Regions from separate parts of the Homo sapiens genome. Here region 1 is linked to region 2. A link is a loop called in an ENCODE intact Hi-C map of the cell type or tissue named here. Cell type or tissue: Calu3. All regions are shown on one strand.

What was found. Peaks named below come from ENCODE experiments on the same cell type or tissue, not always from the same donor. Only the 100,000 strongest peaks of a DNase experiment are listed, where the experiment ranks them.
Region 1: a loop joins it to region 2, with 2.3 times the contacts of the local background. A loop is called at or near these places in 5 of 110 quality-filtered maps.

Annotation. Positions count from the first base shown.
Region 1 is chr4:145,063,944-145,066,443 of GRCh38, forward strand. ANAPC10 (anaphase promoting complex subunit 10) reads right to left here. Exons shown (of 5, transcript NM_001256706.2): 4 at 629-749. Among named protein-coding and RNA genes, the nearest start is that of ANAPC10, 33 kb to the right of the region's middle. In Calu3, no CTCF peak of the experiment used is centred here; no DNase peak of the experiment used is centred here.
Region 2 is chr4:144,561,398-144,563,897 of GRCh38, forward strand. LOC105377462 (a long non-coding RNA gene) reads right to left here and starts at 750. Exons shown (of 7, transcript XR_939273.3): 1 at 587-750. In Calu3, CTCF peaks have their summits at 1,231 (motif pointing left) and 1,456; a DNase peak (open chromatin) is centred at 1,174.

The sequences.
Region 1 (2,500 bases), 500 kb after region 2:
TAAAATCAGTATAATAGTTATTTCTGAGGGTAGGATAGAGATGAAGACTGAACTGCGAACAGATATGATGGAATTCTCTGGAGTGGTGGAAATGTTCTATATTTTAACAGGAGTTGGGATTACATAAATGTATGTGTTTGTCAAAACTCACCAAGTAATATACTTAAGATTATGCAAAATTGTGCATAAATTTTATCTTAAAAAATGAAAATTAAGCAAATGTTGATAACTCTACCAATATATCACACTGGTATTTGGGGTGAAATGGACAAATATGCACAAGTTATTTTTAAATGCACAAAAAAATTAGATGGACAGATTGTAATAAAGCAAATATAGCAAAATATTAACAACTGAAGAATCTAGGAAGTGAGTATACTGGCATTCACTGTACAATTCTTTGAGTTTTTCTGTATGTCTGAAAATTTCAATAATAAAATATTGTGGAAAAAATAAAGAGAACAATCAGAATTCAGAAGAAAAAAATTTTACACTCAAACATGTTTTCTCCAATATTTTTCTCTTATATATTAACATTTTAACCTGTCTAATGTAATGTCAACTGTGACTATCTTCTAATGAGTAAAAGTTAAAGGATGACATATTTTTAAAAATTTGAAAGACATACCCGAATTTCTTGAAGGTTGTGAAAATTATTTCCTACTCTGACTGAGATCTTGCTTGGAGTATAGCTTTCATCAGATTTGTAGTCTGCATAAATACATAATGTCTTCACTGTTGTTTTTCTTCTAAAAGCAATAAAGTAAAAATAACATGCACTTCATCATATGAAAAGATTTCCAATGCATCTTATCTTCTGATTTTAAAAATCATAGTTTGCTAAAAGGAGTATTTGAATCAACATTTTCATATCTTTTAATTTCAACAAAAATGAAAAATGTAAAAATATAGGTCCAGATAGTATGTTAAATATAGGCCCAGATAATATGTTAATTATACAGACACCTATGTAGAACATGGTCAAGAGCCAGATGCAAGCAAAGAAGGATCAGTTAAGCCAAATTAGGTACTTTATCATGCAAACAAGCATTAAGGATTTCCATCCTCTTCATTTGTATTTTAGACAAAGAAATTATTCTCATAAGTTTGGTTTCCTTTACTAAGTACTTACTTCATTTCCTATATTAAATACTTGAAAATAACTAGCTAAGTGAGGAACTGGGTCCAGCAAAGAGAAAACTACCTTTCCTAAAAAATACAACAACCTAGTTTTAATGCAAGAAATAGAATTCTGCTGCTGATTCTTTCTTTCTTTCTTTCTTTTGCTATTGATTTTAAAATATACATATCCTAGGGAAAGAAGAAACACATAATAGAAAACGAACCTCAGAAAAAATGCAAGTGGCCAACAAAACATGAAAATGTGTTCAACGTCTAATAATCAAAGAAAGAGAAATTAAAACACACAGAGATATTAGTTTTATCATCATATTGGAAAATATTTAAACAACTGATAGTACTCAAATTTGATTAGAAAAAGGTGCTTTCATCACCAGTTAGTAGAAACACAACCTTTGACCTACTAATTCAAACTTCTGAGAATGCATTAAAATACAGTAACACAATCACTCAAAAATTGATGTCTAATGAAGGCTGGCCTTGGAGAAAAAAATGGATGCAGAAAAATCTTGTCCTGTGATTAAATCACTAGAAAATTAAAAACAGCCTAAATATCCATGACAATAGAGAATTGGTTAAATAAATTACAATATAGCCATTCAACGAACTGCTATAGAACTATTTAAAATAATCATGTACATATATAGTTACAGTAGAAAAAAGATTATAAAACAATATATACAGAAGAATCACATTTGGGGGAAAACAACAATTTTTTAAAGGCATGTAAATCTATATTTGTATATAGAAAAAGACCTAGGTGGAATTACCCAAAAATAGTAAAATTAACTGTTTTCGTGGGATGGGACCATAGGAGATCTTTATTTTCTTCTTTATGATTTTTAAAGTTTCTGAACAATTTTTCAGAATGAGCATGTGCTATTTGGCCACCAGGAAAAAAAAAATCTAGGTGATTTTAAAAACCCAAAAACCCATTAAGAAATCTATTTACATGTGCTTTAAAAGTTAAGTTCTAGTATAAACTGGCACTAACTTTGTAACAATGAGCTCCTTGAACAGAAGTACTCTGTGTCAAAAGTCAGCCTATAAAAACAGCAGGGGCTCTGTAGCTCTTAGTAAGGAGACCAAACTTCTGTAGCCTAAGCTATTCATTAGAAAGGAATAGGGAAAGTTAAGCACTTTTCCTCGGATCAAGAGGTAAAACACTAAATACCCAGGAACTGCTGACAGGATAAAGACCATTATTAGGTTTTTAAAAGAGGCCAAAGGTATCAAACTGACATCTTTCTCTCTGCTGAGCCAGAAAGGAGACAGGAGAGGAAGCAAAGAAGGACAGGAAATTTTTGAAGACCTTTTTCCTTGATGAGCCATAAGCAGGAAGTAAATGGTCTTTCTTCTT
Region 2 (2,500 bases):
CAGCCCCCAAGTAACTAGGACTACAGGCATGTGGCACTGCACCCTGCTAATACTTTTATTTTTTTATAGAGATAGTATCTTACCATGTTGCCCAACCCGGTCTCAAACTCCTGGGCTCAAGTGATCCTCTTTCTTAAGCCTCCCAAAGTGCTGGTATTACAGGTGTGACCACCACACCCAGCCTTGTACTTTGTTTATTAAGTTTTCCTAATAGATTCTGTAACTGAAATGTAAAAAAAACTTTTATATGTAGCCTAAGCTGACTCTATTATTTATCAGAGAAATACTACAACCTGACAAATATGTTGGTTATATACTTATGTGGCCTGCTAAATTTGCAGAGACAGAGTAAGTAAAGGTGGAGAAAGGTTTCTGGCTTTGTTATGCCTTAAACAATTTTCTGAGATTCACATTTATTGCTTTAATAGGCTATCAAGAAAAATGAAGTAATTATCTGAGATGCAGAATTCTGTTGATCTGAGCATGGACATTTGTTCCTCCTCCCATGAGAGGCCAGTTCTTATTTTTCTCATGAATCAAATCTATTTAATTCCCATGAGCTCTCTGATTGGAAGAGTGTACTTACATACAACAGCAGAGAATTATGGCACCTCGGCTATTATCACATTCTAATCACAGCTTCTTGCATTTGAGGCTTATGATACAAAGCAGAATTCAAAATGTCAGTTTCTTGAGGTTCAAAAATCAGTTCCATATATGCTGTCTTGGCAGCAGCCAAAAAGGACAAATTAATAAAACATTATGTACAGTACTAAAAAACTGGGAGGTAGGCAGAGAATGGAGATGTACGTCATCCATTAATCAGTGACCTAACCAGAAAAACATTAGTGAATGATTAAAGAAAGATGACCCTAAGGGACTTCAGGGGGATTCAGACAGGCTTTTGTCAAAGCCCCCAAATCTAATGTAATTTCAGGCTGGCCTCAAAATTCAATTTGTGTGGAACCTCTAAGTCATCTATTCCGCAACGACATACAGCATAATTGCATTTGAACAGCTTCCAGCACAGCACTGAGAAAATGTCTTGTTCCGGGCCCTCAGTGCCTACGAGGAAGGCAGTCCAGATGACCACACAGGAGGACGGGCTCAGTAACAGAGTCTGCTGATCCCACCTGCTGACCGTTGCCCTCCACAGGAAGCACATGTTTCTGCTTAATTCCTGCCAGCTTTTGGCTGTCAGGTAGGGCATCTGCAACAGGCAGTTCCCGAGGGCTGCCACCTGGTGCTGTCAGTCGGCTTCAGACCAACAAGGAAAAGGGGAGGCATTCATCGATGTGCTTATTTTTCTGTGTTTAGAGTATTTCTTGGGACTTAGAGTTTTCACTTGGCAAGTTAACTGGTCTTTTTAGTTAGGAGAGAAAAAAAAGGAATTTTGCTTGCTTTCCCTTAACTCAGTGCTCCCTGCTTTGGAAAAGCTATTTTGTAATACCTGGTTCACCCTCATTAAGTGTCTGCAGCTTCTCCACACTACTGAATGGTTGCTTGAAAATATACTTAAAAGTTATATTCTAAACATCATAACTTGAGAAATAGTCATTAAATCCCATTATGTTTTAATGTGTAGTTACAATCACAAATAGGCAAAGTTAGTGTTTCAATCCCATTAGAAAGATTAGACAAAAATAAAACAAAAATAAATGTCTCAGGAGGAAGATGGAGCATTCCTTAGAAAATACCCTTTTTGGCTCCTGTCTCAGTAGTTTATAGCATGCAAAGAAATAGAAGATGTTCAGTGAATGTCAACAGTTAGATGGTATTTCAACCTCAAAAAGACTGCTTATTCTGTTCCAAAATCAACTTATATTCAATTTTCACTCATACCTTTCATTTTGCATCTACAAATGCAGTACAACTTTCCATAAAGCCAATTTGATGTAATGAAATTGATTGAATAAGAAGCATGATTTGATTTTCCCAGATTGCTTTAAGTAGTAGCCTAATTGTGAATAGGAATTAGCACTTGGGTAAGAAGGAAACTATTACCCTGAGGTCTTAGTCTGTTTTGGCTGCTATAACAAAATGCCATAGACTGGGTCATATAGAAAAAACAGAAATGTGTTGCTTACGCTCTGGAGGTGGGGTGGTTCAAGATCAAGGTGCCAGCAGATATGGTGTCTAGTGAGGGCTCACTCTCTGCTTCAATGATGATGCCCACTACTTGTGTCCTCACATGGCAGAAGGACAAAAGGGCTCCTTCAAGTTTCTTTTATAAGGGTAAGAATCCCATTCATGAGGGTTCTGCCCTCATGACCCAGACACCTCCCAAAAACTCCCATCTCTTACTACTATGGCCTTAGGGGTTAGGTTTCAACATATGAATCGTAGAGGGCACAAACATTCAGACCACAGCACCTAGTGACACAGATATTTTCATTAGTGGGTTTTTGTTTGGCTTATCCCACTGATGATTGACAAAAGTGATAATGTTAATAAAATGTATAAAGATGTTGGGTTAATAATAGTATCAGTAGTAATAGGA